Regions from separate parts of the Homo sapiens genome. Here region 1 is linked to region 2. A link is a loop called in an ENCODE intact Hi-C map of the cell type or tissue named here. Cell type or tissue: GM12878. All regions are shown on one strand. Links, peaks and the distances in the headings refer to the core of each region. The heading gives the core; the rest is flanking DNA.

Region 1 (15,563 bases), core at 5,431-9,430, 580 kb before region 2:
ATAAAACACTTCATTCCAAATAGTTTTCATAGAGTCAGTGGGCAGCACGGTAGTGCAATGGAAACAATGCACTGCAGGACACAGAGCAACCTAGTCTGTGGGGCTAAAATTGCTCAAGATTAAAATTAAAACAATAAACTTCGGCTTAGATGTGTCTTCATTACTAAAGCATTGGGTCATTTACTTTAACAATGCCAACTTACTTTCACTCTCGCATTCCGTTTAATTAGTAAAGGAAGTAATATGCAAGAGCACACCTCATGGTGTCCCATTACCTTGGAGAGATGTTTTTTCTATTCCTAAAAATAACATGTCCAACTCGTAAACTCTCTGTAGAATGAAAAGGTATCTCAATGGAAAGACAACATACAAAGACCAAATTAAAATGGTTACCAACTTGTTAAAAAAATGTGCTTGGAATGAGAATAAAACACGTATGGCATACATTTTATATGTAACTGTGTATAAAAAAATGCCTAGTCTCCAGCAGTTATATAAAAACCATGTTGTCCAGAAATACTGGCCAGATGGTGAAGGAAATCTGAAGAACAATACTCAGTAATTACTTCTAAATAAAAAATCATCCAAGCTTTATTATGTGTCGTTCAAATTTTCATATAATAATGTTGAAATTGTACCCTTATAAAAGGTTTCTTTAGTTATAGCATTTCTATCCTGTGATTTTCCTTGAAACTAACAGAAACAGTACATATTCAGTTTGGTAAACTGTCAGATTAGTTAATGCCAGTGGATGGGACAATTTGGCATATATTTTACTTCCAAGTATTTTGAAATTGTAGTGGAAAGGAAATCTGACATGTATTAGATGTGTTTACCAAACCCCTGGTGTGACCTAGCAGATTGGCAGTCATTATACAACAGTTTAAAAATAAATAATCTTAAGGGTAGTACACAATTTATTTCGGTTAACGCAATGGAGAGTTTAAACAGTAGATTGTATAAGTAGGACTTACTTGTCTTCCTTGTTTATTCAGGGGTATACTTTTCCCCCTGCCCCCGGATCATAACACAGATAGGCCCATATATATGCTATTCACACATAGGTAATAGAGCGTTCTGTGATCACATTAAGTCAGCAAACAAGCTCTGCTACTTAGAAATTGCAATGTCCGGTCCAGTTTAGTTTTATTTCCCCCCCAACTCCCTCAGCTAGAGTCTGCTTCATGCAGGAAACCTAAGGCCAGGGATGGGGCTTGGTTGACATCCTTCTCCACTGCTTCTCCCTCAGGTTGTTAACTCCATTTCTTCTTGGCCCCTTTGTTTTTGGAGTGAAGAGCAGGGAAGAGAAATAAAGGGAACAGGAAAGCATTGGATTTGGGGCCTCATAGATGTTTAAAGCTGATCTGCCATTTGCTTTCAGTCTCTTGATGCATTTGATGCACACACTCTTCTAGTACAATTCATACCTTTTCTGTTGCTCCTGTGGGGCCAGAAATTTCTGTAGCCTTTCTTTGTAAAGTCACAAGGTGAAGCTCATTCAGACTTTTTGGTGCTTTTGACACAAACGTGGCCAGTGGAAACATGCACTCATTTTTTGCCTTTACTAACTCTGATAGTGCAGGCGGCTTGCAGAGCAGCCACCTTTCCTCAGCATGTCCTTAGCAGCATTCCAGTATCTGTGCCACACTTCTAGTTTCTCAGGTTTGATTTAAACCACTATTCATTGCATCACCACTCATCTCAAAGATCAAGAGACACATATTAAGTTCCCCAAGTATTTTCTTGAAGCCCTACTCTTAACTTGAAAAGACAAGTGACATAAATCTCATCCCCTTCCCACTTAGTGAGAAGCTGGAGGTGGCTGGGAGAATGAACATCACACTATATCTTTAAGAAATTTTCTATCTCCAAATATGCCCCAATCTCCACCCTCTGGGTAATTTTTTTATACCCTGGATTTCAGTGAAAGTTTTAAGAGTCACCTTATTAGTTTTCAGCCTCCAACGTTTAAATTTTTATAGGGTACACTGCTCTGGAATTAACTTCTATTGTCCTCATGTCTGAGCCAAAAGTGAGAGAGGAAGAATACCACTGTAACATCCTATTACAGGTGTTCCAGTACTTTTCTCCTTGAAGCTGTCTGCACAACACTATTATGCAGAAATTGCTTGAAAAAATGATAATACAGACTCTGATTTGCCCCACAGAGTATTAGGAAGAGAATATTTAGAAACTAATTACACACTGGCATTTTAAAAATCATCTCAATACTTAGTTTTTGGTAGATAAAGCGTAAGTACTGGCCGCAAATGCAGTCACTGCTTTAACCTCTGCATTGATGATATCCAGCTAGATCCTTCCCCTCAGTGATACAAAAATCCCAACTAACTGCATACATTTTAATTTGTGCTAAATTTGCAAGAAAAACTTAACTTGTTTCACGTTTTTCTACATAATACTAAATTGGAAAATTGAAAGAAGAAATTAAAAATATGTCATTGCAGAAATATCTGTATTTATAGCTAATTTCCAATTTGTGTTCAGATGCTTCACACTGAATCAATACATTAGCATTTTTCTCCCCTCAAGGATAACAAAGAGACAAAATGGCAAAATTCAAGGGAGCACTTTAGTATTTTACATCATGAGAAAAGAATTATGTTTAAATATCCCTACACAACCAGTTGAATTTTCATCATGAACCTTTGGTCAAGATTTTATATTGATTATTCACTGCTTTATTAACAGTCTGCTCAGAGATTGGAAGAGATTGTTCATTAAATGCTCTATAGGAAGTTGTATTGTTGAAGAAATACTTGAAAATTTCCAACAGTGCAGTCTCAAGGAGAAAGTAGAGGTGAGAATATCTGAAAAACGTTGTAGAAACATGAGAGAAGAGTCAGTACAGTACCTACTAGGCTTACAATGAAAACAGAAAGAAATACAAAGAAGGCAAAATCTGTAACATACTTGTGTTTTCTTCTGTACAATAAATAAATGTCATCAATGGCTATAAAATTTATAAATGTGGCTGGGCGCGGTGGGTTACGCCTGTAATCCCAGCACTTTGGGAGGCCAAGGCGGGCGGATCACGAGGTCAGGAGATCGAGACCATCCTGGCTAACAAGGTGAAACCCCGTCTCTACTGAAAATACAAAAATTAGCCGGGCATGGTGGTAGGTGCCTGTAGTCCCAGCTACTCGGGAGGCTGAGGCAGGAGAATGGCGTGAACCCAGGAGGCGGAGCTTGCAGTGAACCAAGATTGCGCCACTGCACTCCAGCCTGGGCAACAGAGCGAGACTCCATCTCAAAAAAAAAAAAAGTTATTAATGTGATACAGATTTCTTATACTATTAGACCCAAGGCATTTGTGTCTTGATATAGTCCAATCATATCCTAAAATTTTCAGAAAAAGACAAGTATAAGGCCAAAATTAAATTATTTTTCAGGCTAAGTTTCAAAAGGCAAAAGTGTATCACCCAGTTCTCCTGGGCAATCTGTAGGATTGTATGTTCTAATTCCTGGGCAAATCTGTAGGATTATGTTCCTGGGGAAAGCTCAGCAGTTCTAGATTATTAGAATCATCACTTCCTGAAAGGAAAAGGAAGTACTGCCTATACTGCCTGCCTTAGTCCCTAAAACAATTCTCCTTTCCGTAATTACAAGGTCAGCTACCCTTTTCTCACTCCTGAATTGCAATCTCTCTACTCAGGTCAGCCTGGCAGCAGCGGAAGCTACTATTAACTGAATGTTTATATATACTAGATAGTATATAAACTGTTTAATGTACATTTTCTGACTAAGATCTACTTTACACTTTTAGGAGTAGGTTTTATAATTCCCATTAGTATGTAGGGAAAATCAAGAATGAGGGATTAAATTTCTTTCTCAAATTATTTCAGCTCATAAGCAAAAGATTCAACAGACAAATCAAGGTTGCATTTACTTATACGCTTTTTTGTGTTATGTGATGCTGCCTGCCTAAATGGCTTTATATAAATGTGATACTGTATAGAAGATGCTAAGCATGGTACCAGCCACATAGGCCAGAAACAGAACCTCTCCTGACTCTTGGAAATAGATTTCCTTTGTTGTTATACGGCCAAGTGACAAAAGGTTCCTGGCCTATAATCCTGCTATATTATCTTTCCCAAATAGCTTTTTGTATGTAATTTTTGCTGCCTAAGTAAATAAGTCCATATACATATATACCTACACACACATACACATGCACAGACACATATGTAACTGACCATTTACTCTTGGTAAGCACTAAAATAAGCATATAAATATGATTAACACAGAATTCCTGTCTCTAAGAGCCTATGGTTTAGCTTGAAGACAAGATGGATTGCAACACAATTGGGCAAGTGCAGTGACAGAGAGATGAAAAAACAATATTTGGGTGTACAAGGATAGAATGATTTCCTCCTCTTGTCTGTAGAAATTGGAGAATGAAGAGGTGTTTTTGCACAGCAGATATTTCCTCCATGTTGTTACTTATATCACAATCAATCACATTTATCACTCTATTTTTATTACTTGCATATCCAAGTAATCCATTCATTTAAACAGCTACACCAGTAAGCATTCTTGCCATCTTGCAAGCATCTAATAAATAAGCCTTGAATGACTAAGCAAATGGGTGGGACTATGGCTTGGTTTTGTTTGAGAAGGGAAAGCCTGCAATCTAGTTACTAACCTTAAGAAACTTAAGAGCAAAATATAAGCAAACGAATAAAAACAATGAAATGCAGAAAGTGATAAATGTCATAAGTATGTGAAAGTGGCACAAGAAATAGAAGTGAGTGTCCTGTTTTAAGTCACAATAGTTTTCATTGAACTGAAAGGCTGTATTAAAGTGAGCAACTCCCACTTTTACTGTTTTGATTCTCCTCTGCTGCATAATCGATGATATAGCAAGCTTATTGTTATTCAGATAGGTACCAAAAATTAATGTTTGGAATCAGAGTCATTTCTCAAATGAGATTGAAAGAGGTTTGTAACGACCATTACCTCATCAGCATTTAGCGTCTCTTCTGAAGGACAGGAGAGTATGGAAGAGAGGAATCAGATTTAGGAAAAGTGGAGATAAAAGAAAGGCCAAAGAAAATGAATTTTTTTCACTATACTGTGGACTTTAATGGATCTCTGTTGTCAGTCTAATTTGTAAAGATCAATGGCTTCTGTTGAACTGCAGTCTAGGCTTCCCTATCTCCTTTTAATTCATCTACTCAGCACATGCTTTCCATTTTGAAAGATAAGAGCCTGAGGGAGTTTTTAGATATTTTTACTAGTCTTTTTTTTTTCTTTGAGCTATTAAATAACCTAAAATGTATATGGCAATGAAAGCTTCTTATCAAGAAATAGAATTTGAAAGCCGTCAGTTGAAATACCGTCAAAACACAGGCAAACTACTGTTTATCAGAGTGCCTTTGTGTTTACAAGTTGCCAAACATGTGAAGTAAAAATTAGAAGTGGAGCCAAATTTTCAGAAATTTCTTAATAGCTAGCTGTAAAAACTATACCCCAACTTATTCAATTTTCACAATTTATCCAGATGGATTTTGTGTTTAAAAAAAAAAAAGCCACCTGGGCGTGGTGGCTCACGCCTGTAATCCTAGCACTTTGGGAGGCTGAGGCGGGCAGATCACAAGGTCAGGAGTACAAGACCAGCCTGGCCAACATGGTGCAACCCCGTCTCTACTAAAAATACAAAAATTAGCTGAGCATGGTGGCGGGCGCCTGTAATCCCAGCTACTCGGGAGGCTAAGGCAGGAAAATCGCTTCAACCTGGGAGGCAGAGGCTGCAGTGAGATCACGCCATTGCACTCCAGCCTGGGTAACAAAAGCAAAACTGTCTCAAAAAAAAAAAAAGCCTTGAAATTCTTTGTACAAACAAATTTTAGATATTTCATAGGATGCATTAGTCATAATACACGGCATAGATGATATGTGTCTTCTTTTAATAGCTCATACCTATTTATATATTGTTTCCCTATTTCCATAAAAAGCACCTCACTCTCAAAAAGAGAGTGATATTATAAATCAGTGCTATGTTATTGAAAACTTTTAGAATATAGAATGTGTTCTAATATATGGTCACAGATACTTACTTTACACAATATTGAGAGGCACAGCTTATAATATTAACATTGAAATCCTAAACAACCTTCAAACATGGCAAGAATCAATTACCTTTTGCATAATGTACTATGAAGGTTGAGGAAGTTGGCTAATACATTTTAAAAGAGTTTTCAATAATACATTTTGAAATCAAAGGGTTTCCTGTTTGTCTCAGTTAAACTGAAATCTAATTGACCACAATATTCCATTTCTCAAATATCTTAGTTAACTGAGATTTGCTATGTGATTTGCTTTCATAGAATTTTGGTGTCTAAAGAAAAAAATAGCATAGAGGATGAAAAAGCATGTGACATGAGTCAGGCAGACCTGGGTTTGAATGTTATCTTTGTAATGGTCCAGCCCATTGCCACAGTATAGTAGAAAAGGATCTGAAAGAAATATGCTGAAATGTTTTACTTTCCTATAATGTTGCCTTGTAGCTGAAAAAACCCAACAGAGTTCAACATCTAGGGCAGTAAACCCAAAAGTGTCATTAGGAGCCACATTTACACTTTTGTTGCAAAAACTGATTGGACCCATGTCCCCTGGGCAAACAGCAAAGGTCTCCAAGACAACAAACCCAAATCAAAGCTACAATGGGACACAGGTTCATTTCCCATTCTACCCTTCATCAGTTCACATTCTGCTTTAAAAATCAACCACGAATGAGACATATATAGATAATAAAAAAAATGAGAAAAGGATCTTAAGCACAAAACCTTTGAAAAGAGTAAAAATTGAAAACTAACAAATTATTTGAAAGTATAAGAGAAGTTATAATGGGAGTGTTCAATGAAATAGTGCTCCTTAGGCTAAAAACAATTACAGAAAATATGACCTTTTAAAGTAAGCTCATAGCTCAGAGACGAGAAAAGGAGGTTTAAGGAAGTAATTTTAAGACAAAAGGAGGTGAAATCAATCTGCAACTACTGAAACCAAAACAGAAAGATGAAACTAAAGATTTTACAGAAATGAAAGCATCATTCAATGCCACAAAAGTACAGAAAATGACAACACGGACAAGGAAAGGTGAATCAACGTGAGGAGATTATAGCCATGAGGGAACATCATGGTTATCAGGCAAGTTAGAAGAGAGGACGGAAAAATAGGGATCATGAAAGTAAAATAGGGATCAACGATCCTGACAGGAACATATAACAAAATTAAAGTAAATTCAGTGTATAAAGTATTCATCTTACCTGAAATTTGAAAAAGAAAAAGCTTAAATTTTCTAATTAAAAAGGGAAACAATTCCCCAAGGAGAAATCTTATAATGAAATAATTAAGATTATTCAGGTGAAGCTATTGAATTTCAAGAGTAGAGAAGGTAAAAAAAAATTAAATTCTGGTAGAAATGGGTAGAAATTAAGAATGACATTAGATTCTCTCATAGAGATAATCAGTAGCAGAATATACTGGAGATATATCTCAGTAGTTTGTAGATTTAAAAAATGAATTCTTTTGTGCTCAGAAACAAAGGAAAAGAAAGGAAACTTTCTCAATATGCATAAATTGGAATGGGTGTCATTACACAGGATGATCTGCTTTTTAAAATGTCTTAGGGCTTAATTAGAAAGCTACTAACTCCAGATTATGACATCATGTAAGAAGTGGGAAAACCTTATCTACTGGAGATAGAATTTGGGATGAATGGAAGGATACCGGTTAAGGCAAAAACTATCCAGCCACCTTTAATTTTGGCGAACATTTTAGAAGCTTCTGAACACATGGACATTAGATCAAAGAAAAGAAATCTTCGAGAGATTGGCAGAAAGTTGCTATATGATATAGGTGGACTTTTTTAATGGGTCAGTTGAGCCAAGAAACTGAATTTCCTGGGTATAACTTTTTTCAGGTGAACCTCTTTTAATTTAAATACTCAGAAGACAAAATATGAATGTACTTATTGTCTTATTAGAGTTCTAAATAAAATATTTTTATAAGTAAGTTACTGGTTTTCACCCATGCTCTCTTAAGAGAGAAAATCATTATAAAATCATGATTTTTTTTTGTTCTATACAATAAAGTTTACTGAAACATTAAAAAAAAAACACCAGGAATAATACACATAAGAAATAAAAACCTATGAGGGTTGGAGAAGTGTAGGAATGTTGAAGGAAGAAAACTTTCAGAAGTGGAATGGGGGAATAACTAAAAAACTTCAGCACCTAAAGAGATTATTTAAATAAAATAATCCAGAAATGGAGAAGCTGTGTTTAAAGGACTCATAAAATGACCCACGGAAGCAATTCAATTATAAAGTGGAGCTTAACATGATTGATTGGAAGTATGTTTAATAGAATAGAATGTAAATTAACAAAGGAGGAGCAGTGTGATAAAATGTGACTGTGAGAATTTTTCTAGTTTCTAAAGCCAGAAATCAATAACTACAAGATGAAATATGTAGTTAAAAGATACATGGTAACATTGGCACCACTTTCAGTAGTTTTCTTAATTTTAGAGGGACATTTTTAAGTATAATATTGGGTGTGTGTATGGATGGGTAAACATTTAAATTCAACAATGCCTTTCCTTATACCTCATTGGTGGTAGTTGAGTTTTATTGAAATTAGTGCTTTTTATAAAATGGTGTGTAAAATATAGTCCAAATTTTATATTATCACAGCAATCTCTTTTTCTATATGTATATGTTTATAAGAAATATTAAAAATTATGCTTAGCAGATGTTTGCCTAGGAAGTCAGATATTTTATGATAGTATTTCTATTCTTTGTATTTTTCTGAGTTCTTATAATGATCACATATCATTTAAAGAAAAATGCTTTCATTTTAGTCTTCAAAAATATCAGCGTATTTCTTTCATCTCTAATATGCTAATATTCTGTTATTCTGTATTATCTTAAAAGAACTTTCCAAAAGTTCATAATTATCATTTGTTTAGAAATGATTTATGTCAAATTTATATTTAAATTTTGATTATATATTTGAATATATTTGATTTATATTTGAATTTAAAATTACTTATATCCACATATTCACAGAAGTTGTTAGAACCAGACTTTTCAGAGGCTGTTCTGGAAGAAAGATAGAAATAAAACTAAACAGCAGGCTACTTTTTTCTGTTTTAACTCAAACTTTTCTACAGATATTGAAACTAAAACAATATTAAACACACATCACTACTTCACATACCTGAGTACCTAAAATCTCTTCCTAGGCACATTCTCCAATCCATCACCACCTCTACCTGCTACATCAAGCAAGAACTATACAACATTCTTTCTCCTCATCTCTTAAAATCTCTATTTTCTAGATGACCAAGGTTGCATCATGCTGGTATATAACCAAAATCAATATGGGCTCCACACATTCCACCTTAGACATTTTTTGCTCCATGAGTCTGAGTTGCTCTGGTGATTAAAAGCCTTTAGGTTATTTAAAACCAGAAGGGATTAATGGTGCTCTACACTCCCATGTAAATAATTACCAATGGAAAAATACTGGTCAGATTGTTGGCATGGGAGTCAGCACTCTTCCTCCCCGTTTCTTTTTCCCTTCAAGTAGGGACACATCCATTAGTATAACATTCTCAGTTCTTCTTCATCCATCCAATAACCCCTCCCTGAAAAGAAGAATGACATGTGATTAGTGAGTTTGGAAGAAAAAACTTGTCATGTAGAACACTAAGCCTTTTGTTTTTTCGTTCTTCTTGAGAGAGGCTATCTGTAGGGAAGCCTTCTGTGCTTGTCCAGAGTAGCTTCTGGCTGTGAAAGGAAGAAGTGAAGATTTCCCAGTCATTCCATTACTGCTGGTTGAATAAGACTGTCTAACTCTGTGGTTCAATAGCAGGAAGGCCAAGAGAAGCTACTTTACAAACGAGTGATTACAAGATAATGATTTGCATGTAATGCAATTATCAGTTTCTTAAAAAATCTGCTTTAGACCATTTTGAAAAAAATTGCCAACTTTTAAAATCTTTTTTTCTTAGTATCTATACATGTATAGAAATAAGCCATTTGAAATGTGTTGCTTAAATAAAATCAAAAGAAACTGCTAAAAGATTTTACTTCTTTTTTTCTGAGATTTTATGTTGAAGAAATAGCCACATCTCTAGGAGTTAAAGACCTCTGAAAATAGGTACAGAAATAAGACTTTGGGATGTCCTGAAACTTCATTTGACCTGGGCTAGTCAGAAGTTGGAGATGCCTAGAAATGCCATCTGGTAAAAGAACTCACTGTGCTTTCACAGCAATGTGCAGTTACTGGCCTGCTACCTGACAAATGCAGAAGACAATGGATGTGAATGGTGTCAGGGCAAGAGTCGTGTCCATTTTACAGGGCAAGAGTCGTGTCCATTTTACAGCAGACTCCTGCTATATGCCTGGCGGCACTACACAAAAGTCCAGCAGATAGCTTACAAAAATTCCAATCTTCACAACAGAGCTGGGAATGGCCACAGAGGATTAAAAATAGCTTTCTTCCCTTTAGAAGATTAAAAATGAAAAGTACGATGGTCCACACGTGGCCCTCACCCTGGACAGCTATTGGAAGTAAAGCACATTTGTTAGGACTTGACGCAATGAAAGGATGTTTACTCCTGCAATGGGGAAAATACTGCTGGGCCTCCTTATCTGTGCAAATGTCTTCATATAGTTTAAGTCTTACATGTTTTATGTATATTAAAGATGTTCCTTTCCTTTGCTTTTATCTATAAGACCTTTCCATCAGTCACAGTAACTGACATTACACTAAGTTCTGCATTTTAGTTAAAAAAAAGGTAGTTACTTCCTTAAGAATAATTTTTGTAGAAGCATTTAAGGAAGAATATAAATCTTGTAAAATAGTTTACTGTGCTTTTCTCCTTAAAAGGGAGCTTCCTTCTCTATATTAAATTGACAATAAAATGGAGAATAACTGGAGAGTAACTAACTTTAGCAAACTTGTAGTGACATTACTTTGCATCACATGCATAAATTGAGATGTAATTCCCTTCAGAATCATTAACAGACTAGATAAAATAATAAATCATGTGTGGTGGAACCCAGTTTTACTGCAGTTCAATAATGAGCTAAAGTCATAACCTTGCACACTCCCAGCAATTGTATTAACTATAGCAATACAAAGTCTGATATATATCATAGTCACTAGGAGTGAATTTGTCTCCTGTTTTAAAATGATGGATCTATAAAGTATTTTAAAATATATATTTATTTTTGTTTTTAGATTAGGTAGCCATTTACATGCTTTTTATGTTAAAATACGTAAGGCCATTTAGCCTAAGGAAAAAAATAAATAATTGCGGGTTGTGGTATGTTAGAAGTAGATGGTCACTTCTTTTCAAGCATTAAGTGACACTAAAAATTATAGTCAATATAACTATAATATCGTCAAAAACATTAACATTTTTTGTTAGAACAAAATATGCTACTTATTCTCGGTTATTCAGCAAAATGTGGTTTTTCATATGTGGATAAATTAACTTCTTAAAATATTCAACTGTGAAAATAAAGAAGGCCAACCATTTCCTTAATGGATGAAACCTGGCCCTGTTGCTGAATGATTGCTACTTTTAAAAGAGACAAAAAGTCTCCTTGGCAGTGGCCATTATACAGAGTGTTATTTACATCACCTGAAAGCCATCGCGATACAAGATGGTTAGGTTTTTTTGTAAGAAATTGATTTCACCATAAAAATATCAGTTGTAAAAAAAAAAAAAGGGAAAATCCCTTTCTGTGAAATGCGACATGAAATTTTCTCACTCTACTGTTTTGTCTCTTCTCCCCATTAACGAGGATACATTTTATTTAAATTTTAATAAATTTTATTTAAATAGAGTAAATTTTATTTAAATACAATGAGATAGTAAGTACATATAACAGATTGAATACTCTTACTTTTCAACTCTGAAATTTTCCTTTGTTATCATCAATATACTATTTTTATCTAAGAGAAAAGTACGTAAATGACATTTAGTGATTTTTTTTTAAACTTCCTGGCAAAGCAGTACAGCTTCTTCACACTCAATGTGGTTGAGAATTTATTATCTTTTGCTCCTCTAATCCCATCCTAGGAAACATATTGTAGAGCATATATCTAGTACTATGTAAAAATAAAAGTCCTAGGAAGTACCTATGTAAAATTTTCCTCTTTCTCACTCATGATTTTGAAATCAATACTAGTATTCAAATATTGTTTTTCATCATAATCAAATATCATAAATTACATATTATTAATATTCAACCCTTCCAAATACACTCAGCAATCCTAAAACTGTAATCATTGCAGTGCATTAGCTTCCATTCTGGAATTTCTCATCTTCTTGTTTTATTTTGTCATTTAAATGATCTCAGGTAAGAAAAGCTATTTTTAATAAATGGGAAAGAAATGAAATTCTAGGTTAAGTGATATTCACAGGCGACTGTTTCTTGGAGTTTGAAATTTTAACCTTTAAGATTAGACCATGTTCAAGCAACAGTGAAAGATGATGATATATTGTAATTTATAATTTTGTTAAGCACACATTTGAATTACCTGCAGTTAGGTAGGTATCCAAAAGTGAGTCATTTAGCAAGTACGTCAGATTCATTTAAGGTTCAGCATCAACTTCTCTACATAGTTTTCATATTTTTCTTTTCTTATAATATACTGGTGATAGGAATCAGTGCTATTTGTCCTCTTAGTTACCCTGTGATCCCTGGATACCCTAGAAATGACAGAGATAACCTGACACGCAGACTCCTAGGAACATTTTTTGACCTCTTGCCATCATGGGTATAGGGAATGCAAAGGACATAAAGTTTTCATATTAGAAAATTCCTTTTATGTTCTCTAGTCTCCAAAATGATAGCCATCAAATTAACAGTTATTAATAGATGTTTAGTATTCCAAACAATTTCTTTCTCAGTCTCTTCTTAACACACTATTAAATACAGCTAACCCTATTAATGTTCTAGAACGCACCTGAGTATTTCTGGCATCTTTCTATCAAAGTGAGGTAATAGTATTTAAAAATGTGTAAAAGGTAAAGTTTGCATATCTATTTTGTTATGTAATACCATGATCTACAGGAAAAAAACCTATAAACATATTTCAAAAATACTTCAGCCATTGCCTAAGTTCTTATTGAGAGATAAAACTTTAGTGAAGCATAAAATGGCAGTGAATTTATGGTGTGAGAATATGTTCAAGAAAAAACTATCCCTATCTTTTCTTAATTCCCTGCCAGGTCATAGATTTTCTGAAGTCAAGATATGTTATTATATTTTAGAATATCCACGATACCTCTGACACCAAAGTGTTGTTAGTATAGTGGACCCTCGGTGGTTTTTATTCCCTATCTTTCTACTCCTCCCCACTTCTTCAAAGGCATGTATAAATGAATAGTCTTCAGTACAGTATTCTATCTATAAAGTCAATTTATATAGCAATTGACACATCTGCGAGCAATATAGGAGTGTTTTTGTTGTACCACATCCTCTTCAATCCTAAGAATTGTCAGGATTTTTCTTTTTTATGTCTTAAATTTTAGTTATTCCAGTGGGTGTTTAGTTTAATATTACTCTGAATTTCAAAGGTTTATTGACCATTTGGACATTCTCCCATGTGAATTGATTTTTAAGTATTTTTGGTATTTTTAATTGGACTGTTCTTTTTGTTATTGATGTTCAGAATTATTTATATATTCTTAATAGAATTATTTTATTGAATATACATATTACAGATCTACTCTGCCACTCTGGCTTTCCTTTTGACTCTTCCAGGAGAACCTATGAACCAAAGTTTTATTTTTAATACATTCTAATGTATAAGTCTTTTATTTAGTGCTTTTGGTCACAGTTAATAAATCTTTAATATCTCAAAGTAACAAAGATACATTCTATGTGCTGCGGAAGCTTTATTGTTTTAACTTTCTAGTTCTGGTTTACAATCAATCTTTAATAGGCATAATTGTAGAGTAAATGTTTATTTTTTCCAATTTTCTTGTTTTTTCTTTTATTCCAATAGAAATTTCCAATTATTTATCACAACAGCATTCATTAAATGGTGCTTTATCCACTATACATACAGTTGTGTCATCCTGGTCACAATTCAGAAGATTGTACATGACTGAGAATTTCTGTACAAATGATTCTCTTCCATTGGTCTATTCGTCTAATCTTCTGCGAACAACACACTATTTTAGTAATCTTCACACACCATAGTATGTGTTAACATTTTAAAATGTTAATTTTTTATTGTCCTTGATTCTAACAACCTCACACTTAATGGTTTTTCTGTAGATTGTATCTATACTTTGTTAAAATAACATTATTTGTGAACAATAACAGTTGTCTTTATGCATTGTCAATTTTTACTGTTATTTATTTTATTTACATTTTTTACTAGCTAATAGTAGAATGTTTAAAGGTGGAAATAGACTACAACTCTAATCCATTGCTGATATCTAGGAAAATATCTGCAAATATTTCAACATTAACTATGAAGTTGGCTTCAGGCATATTATGATACCATTTGTTAGGATGAGAAAATTTTCTTCAATTATTAGTTTGGTGAGAGTTTTTGTATTTTTTATTTAAAACTGTCTGAATTTTGTCAATGCCTTTTAAAAATCTGTTGAAATTTTTGTATATATTTTTTCTTTATTGCCTCAAATATTTGAAATAACTCACCAATTTGTAGAGTTTTTTATTTACATAAATATATTTAATGCATCTAAATAATACATTTGTCTATTAATTTCTAATTGAAATTGGTAAGTTTGCTTTTGAAGAGTTATGACTTTTTAAAATTTTTATATTTATTAGAAAATGCTTTTATAATATCTTAAAATATTGAATGTTGTAAGATCTGTAGTGGTCTTCCTTTTTTTCTTATTTCTGGTAATTTATTACCTTCAATCTTGTAGAATTTTGCTAGCAGTTTATCACTTTTATACATCTTTCTAAAAGAATCTGCTTTCTAACATTTTTTCTAGTGTCTAAAATCTATTTTTTTATTATTTCATATATTCTTTCCTATTTTTCATTAGTTTTATAATGTAATGGATTCTTATATTGGATATTATTTTTATAATTGTTTTTCTTTTCTAACATATACATTTAAAGCTATACTATTTCTTTAAGTATAAATTTGTTTTTATTCCACAAGTTTTGATATTCTCTATTAATCAGTTCAAAACATTTTTCTAATTTTTACTGTGATTTTTATTTTCTTTGGCAGATATGTTACAAAGAAATGTATTGTTGCTAAACATTTGGGACTATTCTACTTAACTTCTGTCATATGTTTCTTAATGTAATTTCTGTGAAGTTTGAAAATTTACATTGCAAGACTTCTTACTATTAAAGTGTTTGAGGCCAAGTGCAGTGGCTCACGACTATAATCCGAGCACTTTGGGAGACCGAGGCGGGTGGATCACGAGGTCTGAAGTTCGAGACCAGTCTGGCCAACATGGTGAAACCCCCGTCTCTACTAAATACAAAAATTAGCTGGGCGTGGTGGTGTGCGTCTGTAGTC
Region 2 (15,563 bases), core at 7,445-11,444:
TTTGTTAGTTCCCCAAATTAATAGTTTTACAATTTCTTATGCCTGTCTTTACTGCAGTCTCTGAACATAAACTGTGACGATTTCATGGACATTTATCACTTCCCCAATCAATACTCTTATAATTTCCTATGTCTGTCTTTACTTTAATCTCTTAATCCCATCATCTTCATAAGCTGAGGATGTATGTCGCCTCAGGACCCTGTGATGATTGCGTTATCTATACAAATTGTTTGTAAAACGTGTGTTTGAACAATATGAAACCTGAGCATCCTAAAAGAACAGGATAACAGCGATTTTCAGGGAACAAGGGAGATAACCATAAAGTCTGACTGCCTGCAGGGCTGGGCAGAACAGAGTCATATTTCTCTTCTTTCAGAAAGCGAATAGGAGAAATATCGCTAAATTCTTTTCTCAGCAAGGAATAACCCTGGGACAACAAATGCATTCCCAGGGGGAGGTCTCTAAAATGGACGCTCTGGGAGCGTCTGTCTCATGCAGTTGTAGATAAGGGATGAAATACGCCCTGGTCTCCTACAGCGCCCCCAGGCTTGCTAGGGTTAGGAAATTCCAGTCTGGCGAATTCTAGTCAGACTGGTTGTCTGCTCTGAATCCTGTTTCCTGTTAAGGGGTTTATCAATGACAATGTGTGCCCAGCAGGACGTGGAACCTCAATAGTAATTCTAATTTCGCCCTGGCCTTGTGATCTTGCTCTGCCCCCATTTGCCTTGTGATATTTTATTGCCTTTGAAGCATGGGATCTCTGTGACCCACACCCTATTTGCACACTCCCTCCCCTTTGAAAATCACTAATAAAAACTTGCTGGTTTTGCGGCTCGGTGGCATCATGGAACCTGCCGACATGTGATGTCACCCCTGGAGACCCAACTGTAAAATTTCTCTCTTTGTACTCTTTCTCTTTATTTCTTAGACTGGCTGACACTTAGGGAAAATAGAAAAGAACCTATGTTGAAATATTGGGGGCTGGTTCCCCCAATATCTGGTAAAGAAAAAGGGCATCATGGAACCTGCTGACATGTGATGTCACCCCCGGAGACCCAGCTGTAAAATTTCTTTCTTTTGTACTCTTTATTTCTCAGACTGGCTGACACTTAGGGAAAATAGAAAAGAACCTACATTGAAATATTGGGGGCTGGCTCCCCCGATAACATATATATCATTTTAAGTGTAAGAATATTTCAAATCTACACTGTTGGCCACTTCAAGTATAAAATACACTGTTATTAACTGTAGTCACCATGCTATACACTAGAACTCATTCCTTCTATCTAACTGAAGTTTTATACCGTTTGACCAACATTGCACCAACAGCCCCATCCCCCAACCTCCAACCCCCAATAATCATCACTCTACTCTCTTCTAAGAGCTTGACTTTCTTAAACTCCACATGTATATAAGATTATGTGATATTTGTCTTTGCAGAAAGACAAATGGCTTATTTCACATAACATAATGTCTTTCAGATTTATCCATGTTGTCACAAATCACAAGATTTCCTTCTTTTTAAAGGCTGAATGGCATCCTATTGTGTATCTGTACATTTCCCTTTTCCATACATCTGATAAGGGGTTAATATCCCAAATATATAAGGAACTCAAACAACTCAATAGCAAGAAAACACATAGCCCAATTAAAAATTGGCAAAGAAACTGAGTAGATGTTTCTCAAAAAATAACCAATAGGTATATGAAAAAATGCTCAACATTACTAATCATCAGGGAGATGCAAATTAAAACCACAATGACATAGCACTTCACACCTGCTAGAATGGCTATTAACAAAAAGATGAAAGAAGAAAAGTGTTGGTGAGGATGTAGAGAAAAGGGAACTCCCACACAGTGTTTCTAGGAATGTAAATTAGTATTACAATTATTGAGGTTCCTCAAAAAATTAAAAATAGAACTAGCATATGATCCAGTAGTCCTACTACTGTGTATGTATTCAAAGTAAGTGAAATCAGTATGTCAAAAAGATATCTGCACTCCCATGTTCACTACATCATTTTTCAAAATACCCAAGATATGGAATCGACCTTAGTGTTCATCAATGGAAACAGAATTTTATTTAAGAGACTTTAACATCTCTGGTCTTATTGGAAAATCATCCCCATTGGAGTTACTAAGTTGTCTTAGTCTCCAGTAAATATTTTACTAATATGACTTTCTCTTATTAAATTACTCAATCATAATAAGATCTTCTAAAAAATGTTTCATATTATATTACAGATTGCTTACTTACAGGGAGAAAATATGCTAATTTCATGCAAACATATGTGTTTCAGTTTCTGGGAATTAATTTGTTATTTTAAACTAAAATATTTTGGTATTGGTCCAGAGAAAATGCCATATCCTTACCAAACCATTTCATTTCATATATCTGGAAATGTCATGTAGTTGTAGAGGTAGCAAAATGAAATGTTTTAGTGACCACAGTATTGCATCTAGAAGGGTTCATGTAATTTATTTTCATCTATTGAATTTGAAGGGAAGTTATCTGTCTCCTATAGTCCTGAACAGACAAAGACAGGTACACATTCTCCGTGTTCTCTCATCCCTTCCTCCAGCAACCATAGGAGCCACATGTTCCAAGTATGGCTACAAAGCTGAAGAGGTAGGCAAAGTTCAAGTTAGGGCCTCACTAAGGAAACTGAATTGTATCCCAGAGATAAGGAACCACCGAAATATATAATAAGGGAGTTAAAGTATTAGAATATCATTTTTGAAGTGTACGCTAGTCACAGAATGGAAAATGAATCTGAGGGAGGACAAATGAAGTGAAGTGGGGCACTACAGAAACAAAAGGAATAATGAGAACCTATAGTAAAAGAGTGGAATTGTTAATGGAGATGTTTGATTAAATTTAGAGCTGTTAAGAGAGTAGGGTTGACAGGATTTTATAATCAATAGAATGAGAATTAAGAATCAAGGATAATGCTATATTTTTGACTTAGGAAGCTGACTATGTAGGGGGATGCATTATTGTATAAAAGTAACACAGAACAAAGGAAAGATCCCGTTTGAATTTTCTTCAGAGTTGTCAGTTTATATTTTTATTATCATTCTTGCATTTGTACAGTTTATGAGGATTTTCAAACTACTTTCACAATATTAAACTAGGTAACTAAACTACAAAATATTTTTTATTCCCAGCCTGGTCGTCTTTTTTAAAATCATAATTCTACATAACATTTAATGGAACTGTTTTATATATATTTTTTCTATGTTAATTGCATTTTAATGTCTTATTATTTTTAAATTCCAAATATCAAGACCTATACCTGTTTACTTTCCACTCTATGCCTAAACAAGTCCATGAGTTCATGCAAAACCCAGATCAGGGTCCCATGCATTTGAGTCTTTACTGAATGTTACCTTCAGTTTTCCTATGAATCCTGTCAGCTCCAGCATTAGTACAAATATGGTTATTTGAAGTATGTAGAACAACTACAACAATTTGAAGTATGTAGAACAACTACAACAAAAACATTGCTCACAATATATTTTGTGGGCAAAAACACAAAAAAATTGGACTCTCAATCAAGTTTTCTTGGTTTAATGCTGACATATTCTTAAGCTCAAAAACTTCACAGGTAATATTAACTGTGTCTTGCAATATTGTCTTCATTTATCATCCTCCAATTCCGCATCTCATTTACCACAACTTTGAAATAAGACCTCATCCGCCATGGTCATTCCTTGGGGATGTTTCCCATGACCTTGCTGATCAGGTTGACATTCCCCATATACATTTATATATGATAGCCAAGATCCAGTTACCATTCCTTTGTGGCCATTAGTAGAGTTAAAATTTCCATTTTCTTGTATCATACTTTAATTACTATTTGTTTTTTCTACCTGACTCTAAGTCCCTTTATTTCTTTATTTCTTTTCATCGTAATATTTCTCAGTGATTACCAGTGTAGCTTAACATTTAAAGGCTTTTGTTAAAAGTTTGTTAAGTTAATCAATACTTAAAATATTTTGCATTTTTTGTAAATCATTATGTTATATTATCTGAAGCTTATGTTCTTGTTTCTTTTTTTAGTTTTCATTGATAAATGTGTGTAATGCTATTCTGCTGTGAGCTGTCTTTATTGGACTTTTGCATACTTATTACAAATGTAAGCGTAAATACGGTTTAAAAAGTGTATGGAAACTCTATTTTACAAAAGAACCAAAATGATCTCTGTTAAGGCTTTTAGCACTTAATAACTCCAAGGAATCATTTAATATCAGTAAAAGGTGATGCAACAACCTCTAGGTCTTCGTACTCAGCAAGATACTGCAAAATGACTTAAGCTATTGATTCTAACAGTTTCATATTTTTATTCTCTTCTTCCCTTTAGGAACCTCTAAGACAAGAGGTCAATTTAGCCCCATTTTATTTTTTAAAAAAGAATTTAGTGTTCTTGACAGGTGTCAGATTACAAGTCCTTAGAGACAAAGGTTTCCTGTTTGGCCATCACAGCATTTATAACACAGACAGCTGTACGTGGTTTCCCTTCCTCTTCCCCAGTTCCTTACCTTATCCACAGACCACAAACCCTAACCCACAGAGAGCAGCTTCAGATGCAGGAGGATAATTCAGTCTTTAGGCTATTAAATCAGTGACTCCTTAGCACACTCACTCTACAGGGATGGCAGCAACCTCTTATGATGATGTTTCTTGTGTGAGGATTGTGTGATGTTATACCTTTTTCCCTGTGAGGTAGATAACAATGTTCAACACATTACACAAAAACTACTGAGCAGGCATGCAATCAATACTCAATCCTTTTTTGTTGTTTTCATCAATGTCATTTTCGATGAGTGCTTTAAAAATCATATTAAATTTGTTTTAATGGTCTCAATTTAGTGTCAGAATTGTGATCCTTTTTCCTACTTATTAAATGTTTTGATTTTTAAAAATAAATAACTTAAAACTGCCACAGCATCAACCATGGTGGTCTATAAAATGCTTCTTTCTTCCTTTAGCATTGATATTATTATTCAGTCTTTGTAATTTTCTGGGGAAGCTCCAATATTCTTCTTGTCAAATGTCTCAAGAAACCCTAAAGATATGGTTATCTCATATTTATTTTCTCATTTCTTCACCACGCATATGGAGGGGGTAAATGTAATACATTAAAAAATAGTAAATAGTAACACTAAAAGAGAGGGCACTTTCACAGAGTTCTGGTCAGCCACTTTTTTAGATACTAATTTTATGTTCACCATCAACTGCAACAATAATCAGGAAATCAGGAAGGTTCACTGACCTTTGCATGTAACCATATTTTTAACAAAGACCTTGGATCCTAAAACCTCAGTGATGGCATCATAGCACTCATTGATCTCAAATTTTCCCAGAAGATATTAATGATATGGTTTTATCAAAACCCAGATATAGCTAAAGAATTCCTTTGTCATCTCAGTGACCTCCCTCAAACTCCTTATTACTCTTCATATTAATTCCATCACTTTTATACATCAAGTGGTCAGTGATGTTAAACTTGTTAGAACCTATGCGTCCAATGGCCATGGTGTTGATATATGTCTTTTCCTTTCCCGTCTTTGTCTGGATTTAGGGATGGTTTCCATGGTGCTTGGACTCTGACTAAGGACATATTGTGAAAGGCTTATGTATACTGAGTGTTTGAGAATGTAATCTCTAAACTGCTGTTCTACTGAATATTGTCTGTTATTACTTAGTAACATGCTCATAGTCAGACTCCGTAATATCTAAAGCTTCTATTGGAAAATTAAATTATTTTAACAACCTCCATAGCATATTTTAACTATGAATGATACACTCAAAATATCCTCCCCAGCTGCCTTAAGTGTCATCCTTTGCATCCACCTGGAATCATCTCAAAGCATATGAATACAGAAAGAAGTAAATATTGGTTGAACACTTTCCTATGCTACAGGTATGGCAGTAGGTGCTGGAGATGCAGAAATAAGACACTTTCCTGAAACCTACAACCCAGTAAGACACATTCAATTGCTCCATTCATTTAGTGGTGTGATCTCACTATCCTTCTTTTTCCTTACAGTGGATGCTGACGAAAATTGTACAAGAGAATTTATGAACAAAAACAAAAGAGACAAATGGCGAAAAATATTTGAAGTACTTTTTCTTGGGCTGGCTCTTCTCCAAATGACAACTGATAATTAGGTAAGTAAATGAGAACTTACTGAAACAAATGACTTTCTCTGATTAAAACACCACGCAGAAAAATGACATATTGCAGAGAGAACAACCTTTCCTCTTCAAGCTCACTATTCTCTTGTTGAGTTATCATTCAGTAATGGGTAGAGAAGCAGCTAAATGCACAAAGTTTAGGGTCAAGTGAAAATTACCCAAAGCTTTATGGGTAGTTAGGTTGGGTTATATTAGGCAAGGGAGTATTCATTAGTTACAATGCAAACACTATGTGGTTACTAGACATTCACATCCCGGCATGGTTCCTAGTTCAGCTCATAATTACCTTTTCACCAGATGATCAGTTTTGCAGCCTGGTGAAGAAGAAATCCTCAGGAAACACTGTGGTGTCACCCTGGAAACGTGGGACTAGCAGAGCAAGTGGGCTAAACAAAGTCTAATTATTTCTGGAGGGAAAAAGGGTACTCTGGAATTTCCCTGCCCCTAGAGAGAGCATTATGAATCATTTGGGTAAGCGGTCTCCTACATGTGATTCGAGAGTTCATTTATGAGAGGACCTTTGCTCTAAAATATCAGCACTAATGATTGTCGCATTACCATTATAGATTCATTTCCTCAAATGTTGAATGCCTTTCAAATCAAGAGTCACAATGTAAAATTCAACTTCTGCCAGGAAGCTATATTAAGCTGGTGTCAGCTAATCATTTAAGTAACCATTTAAGTAGAGTGGCCACATATCTGGTTTACACGGGACAGCCTTGGTTTATACTCATGATATGATAATTAATACCATCCCCATTCAGTCTCAGTCTGGGTTCAATGATGATAAAGTATATGACCTCTAAGTCTAAATCCAGTTGGGTTTAATGCTTTCAGAGAACAAAAATAACTCTGGCTAATTTAAATTTTGATTGGTTGAACTAAGACCAAATATTCAACCTAGAGTTGCCAGAGATGAGGGAGACCAAACAGGTGGCTTCTAGTTAGAGCACTTCCTCCAGATAAGAGTTTGTGTGCAGACTAACCAAACCAGAAAAATGGAGTCAGAAGCTTTCAGCAAAAATACAAATTTGAACCAAAATTATTCTTCCTTCTGGTTATTGCCTGATGTATTGAATTATAACTTCAAGATGACAATATATGTTTGCCAAGGATATAAAGAGATATTAGTAAAATGGGAGAAGGAACCCCAAACCAATACATTTCTCCTTCTTTATAGTATGGCCTAGCAATACCTCTCACAGCTCTGATTAGAACCCTAAGCTCTCTGTAAATGGATAAATGCCTTAAGTTTGTTGGAAGAACATTCAAATCTATAAAGTCCTAGAATAAAGGAATAGTAACTATTTCTGGAAATGTTATATTAATGTATTCATGAAAACTCATTTTCCTAATATATGGATTATACTAATATCATTGCTAGTATGTTGGTTTATTAACATACGTGCTAATTTTGTAAAATAAAAAAATGCTATGGTTTGAGATTTTTAAGAATCCTTAGCTAAAAAAATTACATGTAAGTATAAAGCTACAGTTTGATTTTTTAAATACAAAATTTTGTTTTTATAAATTAATGACCTCACATTGCAGTTGATAAATATTTAGAAAGATCAGAGACCAGCAACAATAGGAGGAAAACAAGCTCAGTTCATAGATGGTAATTAAAAAGTTTGTCCCATGCTATACCAAATGTGTTGATAGATAACCATTAGTTTCTATTTAAACTAAAATAATCATTGGTCTTATAATAAAATTGGGAAAATGCTGATATACAATATTAAAATATACATCATACTGTGTCCAGAATTGGTGGGTTCTTGGTCTCACTGACTTCAAGAATGAAGCCGCGGACCCTCACGGTGAGTGTTAGAGCTCTTAAGGTGGCGTGTCTGGAGTTTGTTCCTTCTGATGTTTGGATGTGTTTGGAGTTTCTTCCTTCTGGTGGGTTCGTGGTCTCGCTGGCTCATGAGTGAAGCTGCCGACCTTCCCAGTGAGTGTTACAGCTCTTAAGGCAGTGCGTCTGGAGTTGTTCGTTCCTCCCGGTGGGCTCGTGGTCTCGCTGGCTTCAGGAGTGAAGCTGCGGGCCTTCGCGGTGAGTGTTACAGCTCATAAAAGCAGCGTGGCCCCAAAGAGTGAGCAGTAGCAAGATTTATTGCAAAGAGCAAAAGAACAAAGCTTCCACAGTGTGGAAGGGGACCGGAGCGGGTTGCCACTGCTGGCTCGGGCAGCCTGCTTTTATTCTCTTATCTGTTCCCACCCACATCCTCCTGATTGCTAGAGCCCAGTGGTCTGTTTTGACAGGGCGCTGATTGGTGCCTTTACAATCCCTGAGCTAGACACAAAGGTTCTCCTCCTCCCCACCAGATTAGCTAGATACAGCGTGTCCACACAAAGGTTCTCCAAGGCCCCACCAGAGTAGCTAGATACAGTGTGGATTGGTGCATTCACAAACCCTGAGCTAGACATAAAGGTTCTCCAAGGTCCCACCAGAGTAGCTAGATACAGAGTGTCGATTGGTGCATTCACAAACCCTGAGCTACACACAGGGTGCTGATTGGTGTATTTACAATCCCTGAGCTAGACATAAAGGTTCTCCAAGGTACCCACGAGACTCAGGAGCCCAGCTGGCTTCACCCAGTGGATCCCGTACCGGGGCTGCAGGTGGAGCTGCCTGCCAGTCCCAGGCCATGCGCCCGCACTCCTCAGCCCTTGGGTGGTCGATGGGACTGGGCGCTGTGGAGCAGGCGGTGGCGCTTGTCGGGGAGGCTCTGGCCGCACAGGAGCCCATGGAGTGGGTGGGAGGCTCAGGCATGGCGGGCTGCAGGTCCCGAGCCCTGCCCCGTGGGAAGGCAGCTAAGACCCGGTGAGAAATCGAGAGCAGCGCCGATGGGCTGGCACTGTTGGGGGACCCAGTACACCCTCCGCAGCCGCTGGCCCAGGTGCTAAGCCCCTCATTGCCTGGGTCCGGCAGGGCTGGCCGGCTGCTCCCAGTGCAGGGCCCGCCAAGCCCACGCCCACCCAGAACTCCAGCTGGCCCGCAAGCGCCCAGCACAGCCCCAGTTCCCACTCGCGCCTCTCCTTCCACACCTCCCTGCAAGCTGAGGGAGCCGGCTCTGGCCTTGGCCAGCCCAGAAAGGGGCTCCTATAGTGCAGCGGTGGGCTGAAGGGCTCCTCAAGTGCTGCCAAAGTGGGAGCCCAGGCAGAGGAGGTGCCGAGAGCGAGCGAGGGCTCTGAGGACTGCCAGCACAGTCACCTCTCAGTATGACACTGAAGAAGGAAGCTTTGATTTTTGTTTGATAAAGAAGCACACATTTCTCTCAGAGTAACTTAAGTTCTCCTCAGCAAATGCACATTCATGCAGTACACCCATAGAACAAAGAGAAAATAAGACTGTATTAATCCTTAGTAATTGGAATAGTGATTTGGGAATTAAACCACCTTCATTCTGTTCACTAATTCTTTATGTAACCATAGTCTGGGAGCTAACTTTCTGCTCACCTTAACATCTATATCAGTAGTATGACAATAATACTTCTTATATTAATACAGCATCCTGCCATGCCATTAAATAGAGCTCAAGCCTAATTTTGAAGGCCTAAAACAAAAAAACACGTACTATATGTGAATTGATACCTGGCCCCACGTTAAAACAAAACTAAGCTTTCATAAAAGCATTTTTCTCTGCCAGGCCCTTTATAACTATGTTTAAACATGCAATATCTTTTCTAATTGTTTTTCTTTACTTCTGTACTTCTACATTGATGATAAAAATGAACTTCAGAGACACGTTAAGAATGATTCCCGGCTCCTGTAATCCCCAGCTACTCGAGAGGCTGAGGCAGGAGAATGGCATGAATCCAGGAGGCGGAGCTTGCAGTGAGCCGAGATCGAGCCACTGCACTCCAGCCTGGGCGACAGAGCGAGACTCCGTCTCAAAAAAAAAAAAAAAAAAGATAATCATTCCCATATAGATTTTGCACTGTAAAATAAATGTCTAATTACAATGGGAGTATTTGTAAGTGATTTATCCAAGTGGAAGGAAAACATAACAGATTCTGTCTGTCCTGCCATTGAAAGTTCTTCTGAACATGGGCAATTGCTAATTGTATGCTCAAGACAACAACAAAATAATTAAGACAGAACAGGCTCCCTTCAAACTAGGAAGTGATGAGTTTCATACCAATAAAACATACACACTTCACAGTTTATTAAATTATTCACGTGACAAATCCAAACAATATGAATATTAGATAATATTTTAGTTAGAATAGGACTTACTTAAGCATGTGGGATTAGTATACTTTGTTCAATGTTATATATAATTATACTATAAAAGGTATAATTTAACCCAATATTTAAGTAAACTAATCTTAGGATTTTCATTTTAGAGCATAGAAATGCCCTAGAAATGAGGTTAAATCTAACCAAAGTCGCACCATTTATTACTTTGGGTTACCATATCACTAACCAACTTAGAAATTAGACTAAGGACAAATTTTCCCTAAATAGTTAAAGAAAATAAATTATGTTAAAGTATATATTCAAAATGACTGTAACTTCAAAGCACACAAACTTAAATAGGTATAGAGATAAATATGGAAAGAAACAGGCTAATTCACGTGTGTTCTGTACTCGCTAAATGTCTTTATAATATTCTTTCTATCTATATGAATGCAAGTACATCAAATTTTCACAGAATTTTACCAATGAATAAATTGCATACTTTTTAATATGCACAAAATTGCATGCTTTTTAGGATGAAATAGTAGAGATATTAAACAAAAATGACTACCTGTTGCATATGTCACTAATAAAGTTCTCAAAAACCAAAGTTGAGATTTAAGAGTTCTGTGCTCCTTGTTCTGCCACAGATTGCCAGAGCATTCTATTCTTTAGATAATATATTAATTGTATTGTATAATTATACCATGTGAGGCTAATTATTTGATGAGCAATCATGAATGCAAACAGAAATAATCCAAAACTTCCCACCAAACACCTTTTCAATTAAAATATGTCATTACAAAGCTCAATATCCATTTCAGGTCTCTCTTCACTATGAATTTCCAAATAGCTTAATAGCTGATCTTATTTAAAAATGCTTTATACTTTTCATTTATTCCTTGACAAATGTATATCTGAAATTCTAAATCTCGTCATTATAAATGTATGATTCTCAAGCTGGATAAAACATAGTCAGAATTTATTCCAAAGATGCTGCTAATAAACAACAGCGAGAATTATTAGATACCACACTATGTACTTAGCTCAGAGAACTAAGTCGTAATTACATTCATGATTTGTATTATGTGCATAAAATATAGATATATGGGTAATAATATATGTATATATTTTTAAAAAATCAATTTATATTGAATTTCACAGAGAACAAATGATTCAAGATTTAAGAGAGTGTATGACATAAGTATAATTCTATATTTGTAAAAAGTCTGATAGCACGCTAGAAGTAGAAAAGATTTTCTCTAGCAGGTTTTGCATCGTGCTATATAAAAAAGATATATATTTTCTCTTTTTTTGCTTTTAATTATTTTGTTTTTTTGAAAAAAAAATGGACCCCTCCCTATATGCACACTACTTCTTACATAGCCAAGACTTCCCTCTTGTGGCTGGTTGATGTTAATATATACTTCTTTATTTTTTTAAGTGACCACTTTTTAAAATTGTTTCAGCAAGGAAACTGAAAAGACAAAAGTGCATAGCTTAAGATATGTGAAGTCAAAGATAAATACAATATAAGTTGAGTAAGCTTATCAGATTCTCTGAAATATTCTAGATTTTTAATTTTTCCAGTTAAATTTTCAATATTCTTTCTAACACTTCCTTTAATACCTTTGCCTTCCTGAGTATTAATATCCTACTTCTGCTCCTGACTTAAATTTCTAGGAATGTCACTTTAATCAAAAACTATTAAATAGCTTTTGAAATTAAGGACGTTCTATGTCATTTAGACTGTGTTTCTCTGTCCAAATTTAAGTAGATCAAAAAAATGGAAAACAAAGTAATTTTTATTAACATTGCTTAAAAAAAAAAAAGCCCTGACTTTCTTGAAATTTAGAATTTACCAGGTAAGAATGTGAGCTGAGAAGAAAGACTTTAACTTTTAAGTCACTACCATCTTGAGTTAGAATAAAAACTTCACTTGTACATGGAAAATTGGTAAAATTTAGAAACACTAAGGGGAAATAAAGAGAAATGGAGAAACTACTTCAGGTGTCTTGCTTTACAATTCGTGTATCAGTTAATACTCATAAAACCCTGAGATTATGCTGCTAACTTCCTTCTTGTAGATGAAGAAATTGCTGTTTTGATAATTTTCATGAATAAGCCCCAGCCTGGAACACTAAACTTTTCGCCATCAGTTGCTATATTAGTTTTGCTAAAAAATTTTCCCTTTTTTTTTTGCCTGTGCTTTTTCTATCTAAGCATCATTCTCAACATTAGTAATATTGAAATAAAGAGGTTAAATGGTTTGGTCAAAATTACAGAAAAAAATTATGGCCCATTTAGGAAAATAAACCACACAGATTCTTTACCTCAAAGGGAAAATATTAAGGATATATTTTCCTTTATGACAATAGGCTTTACCCCATTCTAGCTGAGATGACTATTCCTTGGATGTTGTGAAAAAGCACCTATCCAGAGTGAAGTAAAAATAGCAGAGGTGCAACAGACTTGCTTAGCATGAGATTCAAAAGTAGTCTGTTTTATGATAAAAGGAACTCCAAAATATTTTTTAGAATAAAATTGCAAGAACTAGAGGTAACATATTTAAACATTTCTATAAAACTAAAGCTTAGAGATGAACTCAATCCAGGAAAAAGCCATCTGAATTATTAAACAGCTTGTCAGCATTTGCTATTTCAGGGAGGAAAGCTAGTTGTTATGCCTCCTTTTTGATGAGGTTTAGAGAAAAAAAAATTACCTTAATGGCACAATATAATTGAGGCAACAATTCACATACCATCGCCTGTCATATATGATGAATTCCAAAATATGATTGCCACACTTTAGAAGACTCATTCTTCTGAAAATTGTAAAGCAAAAAAGGGAAGATTTGAAAACATGTAATATAAAAATTAAATTATTCTTCTGAGAATGAAAGTGTCCTATAGGAATTAGTATGTTAAACAAGAAAACTGCTTTATAATCACCTAGAAAGTTGTAATACATTATCATTGATTGTTCTTGAGTTTATTTTCTTTGCAGCAATCTGTTTCCAGTGATCCATAATTAAAGCCATTCTAGGCATGAATAAATACGTAAGAAGGGTTGAAATCTGACATTATTTAAAATATTATTTTCCCCTCTATTTTAATGAACAAGAAGTGATCTCAGAAATATTTGCTCGCTAATGCTGGCAGAGATTTAAAGTTAACAGTGAACATGAAACTTCCTTTACATTGCTAGGGCAAACTATCTTAGAGGTTTTTGTTCTTCAGAGCTGAACACGCTTTTTGAGTTTCAAATTGTTTGAGTTATCTTTAATTCCATTAGAAATAAAGCATGAGACAGTAAAAACTGCTCTATCTGAGAAATATCATCTTTCTTAATTCAGTGTCATGGGGAATCTTTCAGAGGAATATCAAGGGTTGTCAAATACTGCTAAACCAATGGGCCATATTAGATTTAAACCATGATGCATACTTCTGTTGAAAGCAGTATTATATTAGTAGAGCATACAATAGACTTGAATACAGAAGACAAATCTGGCCATGTATTTGTCATAAGGTATGCACTCATAAGTTCTCTATTATTTCAATTGTCATAAAGTAACAAATGCATCTTACTGAACTCTTTTTTGTTAAAAAGGAAAAGATAGATACGTAATGCACCCTATGTTAACAAAGATACTTTAACAAAATAGGTCATGTCTACAGGGTTTAACTAGACATTAGACCATGAAATACTTGAGTTCTTACCATTACAACAGTGACAAATTGGTGATTTCAAATCTCAGTTAGCAATTCTGTAGTGAGGTGAAAAGTTCATTGTTTCTTGGTTTTTTGTTTTGTTTTGTTTTGGTCATACTTGGCAACCATGTTTCAAGGAATAACCTATTTCTTCCTCATATAGTTTTGGCTACTTAGATTATCCCCTGAGTCATGTTTTTGGTAATTAAGCCTCCATATACTTGTAAAAAATAATGAATCCATTCTGCACTCAGTAGCTTAATTCATTTTTTGAAAGAAACGATAGAAACAGTTTTAGAAAAAAATGCCACATCAAAAAGTGGAAAATTGTAGTGGACAAACTAAGAAACCAACAGTCAAGAGCATAAATCCAAAAAGCATGGCATAAATCAACTTTGAGAAAATATTAATAATACAGGAATTTTATATAATGTGTCATATTTTCTAAATATTCAATTTTAATATTCAATATTCAATTTTATTCTATTTTTCATAACTCTTTAAGCTAAGAGATATCCATTTTTTAAAAAATTAAAACCTTGTTAATTGTTGTAAGCTTAAGCACAGTAGGGGCAATGAAATTAAAATTCTAGATTGATGGGTTTGCATTTTATTTCATTTTATTTTTATTTTTATTTTTGGTAGAGACCGGGTTTTCACCATGTTGACCAGGCTGGTCTCGAACTCCTGGCCTCAAGCTGTGTGCTCACCTCAGCCTCCCAAAGTGCTGGGATTACAGGCATGAGCCAAAGTGCCTGCCCAGTGGGTTTGCATTTAAAAAGAAACAAAAACTCTGAAATCTACTATGAGTTCCTGAGCAAGTGTATGACATCATTTTTTTAAACAATCTTAGCAACACTGTATTCTTACTTTGATATATAAAATGATGTTGAAGAAATTGAAAATGCTCATTCTGAAGAAAAAAACTTTAAGAACATAAATTTGGAAGGACCGTGTTGTAAAATAGATTTATTCCTTTTTTTTCCCAAATGGCAGAATAATAATCATTAGGAATTTGTCACAAGGGAGCTTATGTAGGCTTCAATGTCTGATAATTTGTGTCCTAGAGAGGGGAGTTTCCCATTACTGTGAAGCCTAATTATGTAGGAAGTAGCAGGAATTTTCAAACTAGAGTTCTGGAGTCAGAGTCTCAGGTTCAGATCCCAGTTCTACCACTGAGATTGAGCACTGTGGATAACAAAAGTACCTACATTGTTAGGTTGTTGAGGAATAAATAAGACTTAAGAAAACACTTAGCTCAGGAACTTTACACATATAGCGTAAGAGATCAGTAGGCCAGGTGCAGTGGCTCATGCCTGTAATCCCAGCACTTTGGGAGGCCGAGGCGGGTGGATCATCTGAGGTCAGGAGTTCGAGACTAGCCTGACCAACATGGTGAAACCCCGTCTCTACCAAAAATACAAAAATTAGCCGGGCGTGGTGGCACACATCTGTAATCCCAGCTACTCG

The links. Hi-C counts contacts between places; a loop is a spot of excess contacts. Peaks named below come from ENCODE experiments on the same cell type or tissue, not always from the same donor. Only the 100,000 strongest peaks of a DNase experiment are listed, where the experiment ranks them.
Region 1: it touches region 2 in a loop (8-fold over the local background); 1 of 110 quality-filtered maps calls a loop at or near these places.

The regions. Positions count from the first base shown.
Region 1 is chr13:58,369,912-58,385,474 of GRCh38, forward strand. No RefSeq gene overlaps it. Among named protein-coding and RNA genes, the nearest start is that of LINC00374, 140 kb to the left of the region's middle. In GM12878, for the core only: no CTCF peak of the experiment used is centred there; a DNase peak (open chromatin) is centred at 7,035.
Region 2 is chr13:58,949,325-58,964,887 of GRCh38, forward strand. No RefSeq gene overlaps it. Among named protein-coding and RNA genes, the nearest start is that of LINC00374, 720 kb to the left of the region's middle. RefSeq lists an enhancer at 403-904. In GM12878, for the core only: no CTCF peak of the experiment used is centred there; no DNase peak of the experiment used is centred there.